Linked DNA regions of Homo sapiens: region 2 is linked to region 1. Evidence: chromatin loops called from intact Hi-C (ENCODE). Cell type or tissue: thyroid gland. All regions are shown on one strand. Each heading gives the region's core, and the rest is flanking DNA. Links, peaks and the distances in the headings are about the cores only. Region 1 has its middle 9.8 kb from the start of NCK2. Region 2 has its middle 60 kb from the start of LINC02946.

What was found. Hi-C counts contacts between places; a loop is a spot of excess contacts. Peaks named below come from ENCODE experiments on the same cell type or tissue, not always from the same donor. Only the 100,000 strongest peaks of a DNase experiment are listed, where the experiment ranks them.
Region 2: a loop joins it to region 1, with 2.0 times the contacts of the local background. A loop is called at or near these places in 3 of 110 quality-filtered maps.

Annotation. Positions count from the first base shown.
Region 1 is chr2:105,732,396-105,737,776 of GRCh38, forward strand. No RefSeq gene overlaps it. Among named protein-coding and RNA genes, the nearest start is that of NCK2, 9.8 kb to the right of the region's middle. In thyroid gland, for the core only: no CTCF peak of the experiment used is centred there; no DNase peak of the experiment used is centred there.
Region 2 is chr2:105,668,031-105,673,411 of GRCh38, forward strand. No RefSeq gene overlaps it. Among named protein-coding and RNA genes, the nearest start is that of LINC02946, 60 kb to the left of the region's middle. In thyroid gland, for the core only: no CTCF peak of the experiment used is centred there; a DNase peak (open chromatin) is centred at 3,371.

The DNA.
Region 1 (5,381 bases), core at 166-5,165:
CCAAAACTCTTGAGTCCATATGTGCATTCTTTTAAGAAAAAATGCTGCCCTTCCACCTCCCAACTTTACTCTGGGGTGGTGTAATGCAAGGCTGTGGGTTATCTGCCTTGGGATGCTCGGTGGCATTTTCTGCTGTGAAGAACCCCTGCTTCGTCAAACCAGGGGTGTGTGTGTGTGTGTGTGTGTGTGCATGCGTGTGTGTATTCTTTATAACAACTTTAGACACATGCTGTCTTAATTTGGGTTCCAACCCTGAAATAAGGATTTGGGTATAAGTAATTCAGTTGGCCGGTGTTATGGACAAATTGTGCCCCCTTTCCCATTCAGATGTTGGAGCCCTGACCCTCAATGTGAGTGTATTTGGAGATAGAGCCTTTAAATAGGTAAACAAAGTTACATGAAGTCATAAAGGTGAGGGCCCCTAATATAATAGGACTGATGTCATTACAAGGTGAAGACACCAGGGATGTGCATGCACAGAAGAAAGACTATGTGAGGACATGGCAAGAAGTTGACCATCTGCAAGCCAAGGATAGAGGTCTGTGGAAACCAGACCTACGGGCACCTTGATCTTAGACTTTCAGCCTTCAAAACTGTGAGACGATAAATGTCTGTCATTTAACCCCTTGATCTGTAGGTCTTTTTTCTGGCAGCCTAAGCAGGCTAATACAGTAGTTGTCCCAAGAGGCACAGGGAGTGCACAAGATGTGAGATGGGGAAGGAAGGAAGGTCACCAGTGGGTCCCAGCTTTGGACAGCTGGGGCAGTCTCACTGGGGAGTTTCCGGGAGACTGTATGGAACACACCACAGCATTGTCCCTCCAAGAGGAGAGAATGCTGGGCACTTATGAACAGATGCACATTGGGGTGTTCAGGAACGGTTGCTCCCTGGCACTGCTGCCCTGCCCCTACCTAAGGGCCAAGCACACGCCTATAGCCAGAGAAAGCCCCCAGCGAGAGCAACCCAGGGCTTGAGAGAGGAAGGCATCGGTGTATAAGGAAGTGGGAGCCCTGTCCAACAAAGCTGCTGGTGACCCCTAGGGAGGATGTCAGGCAGGCACTGACAGCACCTGCTACATACTTAATCTGCATTAAACAGTCATATCTACTTTTAAATTATGTTGGTGTTTATCAAATTAGTACAGGTTTTAGACTAATTTCTTCAACAGCAACACATTTCCCCCCTCCCTGCTTATACTGACTGGATAGGAGAAATAATTTATTGAAGTGAGACCTGCTTGTTTTCACTTTACCTTGGAACCAATCTTTGAATAACATAGAAATCTAGAGGTTTTGAGGTCTAAGGCAAACCACACTAGGAATGTGTGTATATTATTGAAATCAGGCTTAACCCATTTATGCCTAGTGCTTCATTATTGGAAAGCTAAGCTTGTGGGCATTATTTATATCCTGTTGTTCAAGGTCATTGCCAAAGTCTGATTTTTTACAAAAAAAATTGCAACCCCAGGCATAAATGGGTTAAATGATATTCAAGGTTAGCTTGGAAGAGAAGTTACAAAAGGTGGGCACAGCTATAGGTGAGACCTGATAGATTAAGACGGGGTTGAGGTGGGGTCTGAGGGCCTGGTGGGGTTGAGGGTCTGGGCAGTACCATTGGGCTGCAGACACGGGGGCTCCAACAGGCTGCTGACTTCCTGAATGACTCACTGTTAGCATCAGCAGCACGCGACCCTCAGACATGGTATGAATATCTCAATCAACCCCAAGGCAGCACCCCACAAAAGTTAGAGAAACCGCCCCCTACCTTGCACCCATTCAGTACTCCTTTCTTCAGTAATTCAGAGCAGTTTCAGAAGGTTAGCCTGCAAACTTGATAGCCACAGGGACTGTTTTCCTTGGTTCAGAAAGATGTAATTTCTCTTAACATCCAAATGGATGCCCAAATTGTTTCTGGACCAATCCCCCAGTGAGAACAACTAGGAAAAAAAAAAAACAGGAAAAAGTAGGAAAACTTTTGTCTGAAGACATGGCTATGGAGTCAGTGAGAAAATTTTGGGGCCAGTGTCTGGGAGGGAATATCCTTATAATTCTAGCTTTTCATCCTTGCATGTTTCACCCTGCCCAGGCTCTCCCGTTCCTCTCTTGGCATCACTCCTCAAACGAACTACTCACATACAAGCCTTTGTCTTGGGTTTTAATACCCAGAAATCAGGACATCTGAGGATTTGAGTCCCATCTGATTGGGACTCAAGGCAAAGCAAGGGTGCCAGGTCCCTCATGAGCTTAGAGCAGGCTCTGTTTCTTCTGATGCATCTTCTGGATTAAGCAGAACTATAGAATACACATTCCTCTCTTTTGACCCCAGTATGTAGCCAGCGACTTCGTCCTGTCCAGTGTTACCTCATCTGGGCCACACACATCCCTCTCTTTCTGCTCATTTCTAGTGTGACCGCCATGGGCAGGGTTCCTCAATCCCATCCAGCCCAACGCTGTGACCTTCACAGCTTCTGTCTGTCTCCACATTTCTTGCACACCCCCACCTGACAATCTTCGCAAATACATCATCAGCATTTCATGTTTTTATTGATAAATGTGACACACCTGCAGAAAACCACAGGAAGCAAATATATGGCCAAATGAACCATTGTAAAGCAAACACTCTTATGACCACAACCCCCTCCAAATCTCCATCTCTTCCCCATCAAGAGTTATCTCTTTCCTTTCTGTTTTGCATGCATCCTTAATCACTGTGGCTCATTTTCTTTTGGTTATTAAAATGTATTTTAGGTCTCTTAACCTACAGGTTCAATGTCCACCTTTGTTTAGTTTTCTTAGCAACATTGGTGGAAGAAGCCAGATCTTTTGTCCTTCAGAATACCACAGTCTGGATTTTGCTGATTGCATTCCCAGTATAGTTGGACGTGTTCTCTGTCCCCTGTGTTTCCTGTAATTTTGTGGTTGGATCCAAAATATCTTCTTAATGCCTCACTTCCTTGTTCAAGAAACCACCAGCCTCCCTAAACTCCTCTTGCCTCTTAGGTGGTGTATTAGTTTGTTTTCACACTGCTATACAGGACTACCTGAGACTGGGTAATTTATAAAGAAAAGAGGTTTAATTGACTTACAGTTCCACTTGGCTGGAGAGGCTGCAGGAAACTTACAATCATGGCAGAAGGCAAAGCAGAAGCAAGGCACATCTTGCATGGCAGCAGGAGAGAGAGGGAAACTGCCGCACACTTTTAAATCATCAGATCTCGTGAGAACTCACTATCATGAGAACAGCATGGGGAGAACCACCCCCATGATCCAATCACCTCCCACCAGGTCCCTCCCCCAACACACGGGAATTACAATTAGAGATGAGATTTGGGTGGGGACACAGAACCAAACCATATCAGCTGGGGTGTGTGACGCATAAATGGAGGTGGGCAAAATAAATGCCCCACCTCCTCTAACCCACAATGGTCATCTGGGCCAGGGCCTCCAGAAAGCACTCACAGGAGGATTGACGTGTCCTCATTCTCTTGTATACAGCAGGCTTATTTCCTCCTCAAATTCTCTCTTCCAGTGGTTCCAGAGGCCAGAAGCTCTCCCTTTCCTTCTCATCTTCTCAGTGGCATCCTGGTTCTGCCCATGCCCTCCATAAAGGATTTAAAGTCTGTCCATGAATAATGCTCCAGAATCATGACCCCTCAAAGATGCCCCTGCCCACAACCCCGGAGCCTGTGAATGTTCCCTTCCATGGCAATGGGACTTTGTAGAGGCTACAAACTTTGAGATGGAGAGACAGCCCTGGATTGTCCAGATGCCATCACAAGTCCTAAAGGGAGGGTGACTTTCCGGGCTGCAGTGAGAGAGACTCAGAAATGGAAGCAGGATCAGAAAAGACGCATCGCTGCTAGCTTTGAAGGTGGAGGAAAAGGCCGTCGCAGAAGGAGTGTGTGTGACCTCCAGAGGCTGGAAAAGGCAAGGAAATGAATGGTCCCCTAGAGCATCCCAAAGGTAACACAGCCCCACTGCCACCTTGATTTTAGCCCAGAGAGACCTGGGTTGAATTTCTGACTCACAGAACTGAAGGATCATAACTGTGATGTTTAAGGCCCCAACTTTGTGGTGGCTTGCTACGACAGTCATAGGAAACAATACCCCATCCAGTGTGGCTCTGAGTGCTGGCCTTCAGGAGGGGTCACTTCTCCAGAGTCCCTGCAGGTAAAGGTGTCAGTCCTCTCTAACACCTCCCTATGCCCTGAGGCCCCTGGCCCAATGCAGACATGGGAAGTGTCTGATAAAACTAGAGTAAAATGGGTGAAATCAGTAACTGTTAAGAATTCTCAACATGAAAGTGATTTAATAGGATATTAAAATAAGTGCAATTTATTGATCATGGTTGCACTTCTCAGATACTTTGTAAATCAATATTAGATATTTGTAGGAGACATCATGAGAAAGAAATCACAGCCATTTGTTTGCTTTGTGACCTTAGACAGGTTTTTTAAAGCTTTTCAACCTCAGTTTCCTTATCTATAAAATGGGGACCTTCATGCCTCCCTCACTGGGGTTGTCAGGATTAGATAGTGTGCTTGGCCAGTGGTAAGAATGCAACAGATGATAGCTATTAACAACTATTGTGTTAATAATAAAAACTTACAATGATATGTAGCTAAACCCATTTGCATTTTAAAAATGTTATTTGTAAATAGTATATTTTTATCCCACGCCTTTCCTTCAAGAATCATCATTAACTGCCAACTTTGTATGAGGTGTCAGTGAGATACTCTGGGGAAGTCAAAGAAATAATTTTGGTGGTTCATGCCTATAATATAATCCTAGCACTTTGGGAGGCCGAGGCGGGCAGATCACTTGAGGTCAGGAGTTTGAGACCACCCTGGCCAACATGGTGAAACCCCATCTCTACCAAAAATACAAAAATTAGCCGGGCATGGTGGCATGTGCCTGTAGTCCCAGCTACTCAGGAGGCTGAGGCAGGAGAATCACTTGAACCCAGGAGGTGGAGTTTGCAGTGAGCCGAGATCATGCCATTGCACTCCAACCTGGGCAACAGAGTGAAACTCCATCTCCAAGAAAAAAATAATAATAATAATAATTTTGTCCTGAATCAGTTTATGATCTTAAAATATCATATGGACATAAATTACTAGAAAACAAGGCATTTTTGGCTATACGCCCCGGCAGAGTTTCGGAGAATGAGAGGAACTCCAAGGAAAGAGAGCTTATAGCATCATGGATGGGAGGGAAGGCAATGCAGACCACAGACAGGAAGCTACACGGGATTATTCCTCAATGCAGCCTACTCTCCGCTGGATTTGCATTGAATTCACAGGAGAAAGCCATCCAGTGCACTGCAGAGTGAAAAAGAGATTATGTTACAGTGTCTCTAAAACATATCTTCCTATTAACCTA
Region 2 (5,381 bases), core at 309-5,308, 64 kb before region 1:
TTACAGGCGTGAGCCACCGCGCCTGGCTGGGTAGACCACAGTTCTAAGGCTTTGTGTGTGGCTGGGCATCAGAGGGTGACAGTGCTGTGCTCTGCCCTAGCACCTTCACTGCTATAGCTCATCACTCCTGGCCTGGGTGCTATCCCACACTGGTATCCATTACCCCCATGGTCCTGGGTCCATAGCAAAAGTACCCCTCAACTCTCCCATTGCCCCCAGTAGAGGAAAGAGGCTGCCCTAGGAAACTTCTGCCCAGGTAGAACCTTAGCAGTTGCCATATTAGATATGAGATTTCACTCTGACACTTGCAGCCTTCAAGGACACACCCTGGGGAAACCAGATAATCCTTCAGACTTCCCTGAAGTTTTCATTGCATTGCATCCTCCCAGTGTTGGTGCCTCAGGACGGGCAAGGATAGGTGCTCTCACTGTGTACGACCTGAGCACATCACCTCAATCCTATGACTCATGGCAACTCTCATTTTCTTTGCAGAGAGAAAATCACTATTGCCCCATCCACATTCTTCTCTGTTCCATGTATTTGGCCATAAGCCTCATGGTTTCAGCTATGAAAACAAAGACCACCCAAATGAGAACAAGCAAAGGCTGTTTGTTCAGAGCTTGCTAGAGCAAGGGAGCCGGCCACCATCACTTGTGTTGGCAGAAACTCAGAGGCAGGCAGAGGAGTGGGAAAGCTTCATGTGAAAGGAAGAAGGCTCCAGGTGTGCCCTGATTGGAGACTGTTGGTCTGGAGGAGCTGAAAGGTCCCAACTAGAAATGAGACCTCCTATGTGATTGACTGGGGAGTCATATTTGGCTTTCTCCTGTGGATCCTAAGTTGGAAGTGGGGTGAAAATTAGGGCAGCTGTCAGTTATGAATCAAGTCTTGTCTGTGTGAGCTGATTGTTACGGGTTTATGGTTGGCCTTCCTGGATTGTTGCTAGAGACAGTGGTCTGACTTCCTACAAACATGACTTACAGGAAGCAGGGTAGATTCCTGGGCTGGTTACTGTAGATATTAGGTTGGCTTCTTTGGACGCAGGTGGTGGGTCAAGTTCTATATATATATATATATATATATATATATATATTTTTTTTTTTTTTTTTTTTTTTTTTTTTGAGACAGAGTCTCTCTCTGTCGCCCATGCTGGAGTGCAGTGGTGTGATCTCGGCTCACTGCAAGCTCCGCCTCCCAGGTTCACACCATTCTCCTGCCTCAGCCTCCCAAGTAGCTGGGACTACAGGCTCCTGCCAGCATGCCCAGCTAATGTTTTGTATTTTTAGTAGAGATGGGCTTTCACTCTGTTAGCCAGGATGGTCTCGATCTCCTGACCTTGTGATCTGCCCTCCTCAGCCTCCCAAAGTGCTGGGATTACAGGCGTGAGACACTGCGCCTGGCCTCAAGTTCTTTTTTATATGGTCTGACCATTGACTGTTTGTATGCTCAGCCTTTTATATCCTTTAGCTGTTTCTATCCATAGGCTTATCTCTCAGAACAAAGCCTGACTCAGGCAAAATGTATCTGTTTTTACTGCAAAATCTTCTTATCAGCATCAGTCACAACCCACTCTAAGACACAGAACCAACCCTGGATATTTCAAACCCAGGGAATTGATCATGGGGGTGTTGGAGGACCAAAAGGGAACCAGAGGATGCTACCAACAACCTCAGAAGCAGCTCCTGCTCTAGGACTGATGTAACATGGGAGAAGAATGATGTTACCAGGAGCAAGAATGAGGGCTCCGGTTGGGGAAGCTCCAGGCAGCTGGTGCGCAGGGCTCTCTGGAAGGCACATGACCCAGAAAGTGTGAGAAGACAGCAAAGCTTGTCTTGGTAGCTCAGAGGGGTCCCAGTAAGGTTGGGGCTGGCAGTGCTGAGAGAAGCCCAAGGCTGGGGCCATTGTCTGCTGCTCCTGGGCAAAGCTGGCATCAGAAATAGAGTGGAAATTCCTTCTCTCTCCTCCCACCTGCTTACCTCCCATTGACAGAAACCAACTGGAAGACCTCTGAAAGGAGGGTCTGGGGAACATATAGGCTGCTGTGTTCCAGGGCAGAGGATAGGCTTGGAGCTCAGGGGTGCTTGGTAAAGGAGCCAGTGCCGTAGCTGAGAGGCAGCTTATCCTGGAGCTGCTGTGACCATCTCCATGAGGATATGTGGAAAGAGAGAGGATAAGCATCCTCCATGTCACAAGAAATGATCCTGCCACTGTAACTTGTAGGAGCTGGCTACACACACATAGATTTCCATATACATAGGATCTGATGAGAAGGATTTGCATATCATGCTAAGAGTGCTTCCCTATGGATAGCAGAGAAGAAAGGCCAGGGGAAGTAACGCAGTTAACATCATTGTGCCGTGCTTGGTTTTTTCACAATAAATATATTAACATTACAACTTTTAAAAACCTCAACAATGTCCCTAGCAATGCACATCGAGGCTCTCTCTGACTCATGCTGGCAGCTCACGGTCACAGGGTGCCATGGAAGGTGTGTGGCAGCAGCCCCGGGTGCTGTAGTTTGGAGCCAGCATCAGCCAATAGTCCCTGGCTCTCGGCCCAGCTATGCATGCACCTCCATGCTGAGAAGAAGTGAGACCTCGGTGCCTCCATGCTGAGAAGGAGTGAGACCTTGGGGGATGTTCTGTTCTACATGACGTGCCCATGTGTAGAAACTTCCAGAACATCTGCAGGAGCTGTGCATCCGCTGATGTTCAGAGAGTTTGTTTAAAGAAAAAGATATGTGCTTGAAAGGAAATGTTGTGGGGAATATGATTTTTCTGATTTCTATTTTCCTTATTTGCCAGCTTTTCCTATTCCTGCCACCTCTCTCTGTCCATCAGAGCCTCCCAGGGTAATCTCTTATTTTATGTCCCTGAATGAACTCACAGTCCATAGAATATACCACTGGAACGTGCTTCTCAGACTTTCCTGTGCCGTGAGCACCCTCTCCACTCCCCACCAGGAGCTTGTTTATAAATGAAGATTCCCGGGCCTCCCCTATGGAGATCTCATAAAGGACGAGTAAGTGGGGCTCAGAAATCTGCCTTGTAGACTCTCTAGGTAATTGTAAGTCCACATTTGAAAAAACAGCTTCAGAGAGGAAAAAAGTCTAATTCAGGAGTCATCACACCCTGTTCTGACACACGGCCAACACGATTATAGCAGGGATGCCAACTGTGTTGGCTTTATTTCTGTGGGCTATTTGTTATTTTAAAAATAAAGAGTACTTAATGTATTTTGGCCCTAAACTTGTGGCTTGGTGAACAGATTTGAGCTAAGTGAAGAAATTGCCGAGCTGGCTGATGGAGGCTTGTGTTCCCTGGGTCCCATCCGCCTTCCCAGGCTGTGCTTCATCAGCTCCGTGAGTCATGTGGGGCAGCGGTTCAAGAAGTGGTGGCTGTGACGAGAGACTTCATGCAAGAAGGCCTTTCCAAAGTGTCATCCAGCAAAGGTGAGTGTGCTCCCCTGCCGTCTGCATTTCACATGTTGCTTTCCCCCTTGCTGACACTCATAAGAGTTTGTCTTTTAAATCACAGCTTTTTATCTTGCAGTTAATTTTCTCCTTTCATCCTATGCTGAAGTTGTATCCCTGGAGTGGCATCACTGAATTATGGCTGCTTTCATCCCAGCTATCCATGGCGGTGGATGCACTGCACTGTAATTTTCCTTGAAGGCTATGTGGAGGTCCAATGAACCCATCCCCACGGGCACATGGGGGAGTATTGTTCTGCACTGTTTGAGCGCCCACAGCATATGAGGCAGCAAGGAGGCCCTGGAGAACCACATTCACTCTTTTTTTTTTTTGAGATGGAGTCTTGCTGTGTCGCTCAGGCTGGAGTGCAGTGGTGCAATCTTGGCTCACTGCAAGCTCCGCCTCCCAGATTCACGCCATTCTCCTGCCTCAGCCTCCTGAGTAGCTGGGACTACAGGAGCCCGCCACCACGCCCGGCTAATTTTTTGTATTTTTAGTAAAGACGGGGTTTCACCGTGTTAGCCAGGATGGTCTCGATCTCCTGACCTCGTGATCCGCACGCCTCGGCCTCCCAAAGTGCTGGGATTACAGGCGTGAGCCACCGCACCCGGCCCATGTTCACTCTTGAAGAAGACTCCAGTCAGAGTAACCCTGGTGAAGAGAAGCCAGGGTTTCAGGAAAGAAGGAACGTGTTGCTTAAGACTCATCTTGTCTGGTTTTGGTTTCCAGCCTGATCAAGCGCTGCGGGGGAAGCCCTAAGCGGAGCCTTTCATGGTAACTTGTTCATGGAAGAGACTCTGCAGGATTGGTCAGGGAATATTCCAAAGCACCAGCTACACACCCAGCTCAGTGGGAAACCTTCACATGAGTGACCCAGGAGTCTTAGGCATAGTCTTTCTCTTACAGATATAGACTGTGTATAAAACCAACCTGCCCATACATGAACGTAGTAATATGAAGCATCACATCACAATACGGTTTAAAGTGCCAGGGGAAAGCAGAATGGAAAAAGTCCCTATGAGCTACAAAGGGAATGCTTTGTGGAAATGGAGGGAATTCAAGACAGCAAAGAGTAGATGTGACCAATAGAAGGAAGAAGCATAAGACAGGGGTTTGGTAATAAAGATGGTGATTTCAGCTTGAGCCACAGTAGTCTAACATGCTGGGCAAATGCCCCACCGCCGACGTAAAATTGCTTCCTCCCATTGAGACCACTGAGTTACACATATAAAAACTCCACAAATGGCAGCTTGAACAGGTAAGGGGTTTCTTTTTTCACAAAGCAAAGACTTCAGAAATCAGAAGTCCAGGGCTCTGTTGGAGACTGTCTCCTTGCTTGCTTCAGCAGCCTGTTCTCATAGTCACAGGATGGCTGCTGGACCTCTGACATCACCCCCGCAGAGCTGGTGGAATGAGAGGGACATCAAAGACAAAAGGCACGTGGTAGCCAAGTCTGTCCATGCTTTTTTTTTTTTTTTTTTTGAGATGGAGTCTCGCTCTGTCACCTAGGCTAGAGTACAGTGGCAGGATCTCAGCTCACTGCAACCTCTGCCTCCCAGGTTCAAGCGATTATCTTGCCTAAGCCTCCTGAGTAGCTGGGATTATAGGTGTGCACCACCACACCTGGCTAATTTTTGTATTTTTAGTAGAGACGGGGTTTCACCATGTTGGCCAGGCTGGTCTCAAACTCCTGACCTCATGATCCACCCACCTTGGCCTCTCAAAGTGCTGGGATTACAGGCGTAAGCCACTGCGCCCGGCAAGTCTGTCCATTCTTAATGGTAAGAAAACATGGCTTTCCCTGAAGCCCCACCCTGTGGTTTCCTACATCATCAGATCTACGTGGCCCTGATTGCTGGCTGCAGTGAAGCTGGGGAAGGGAGTGTTCTCACTGGGCTGCTCTGAACAAACA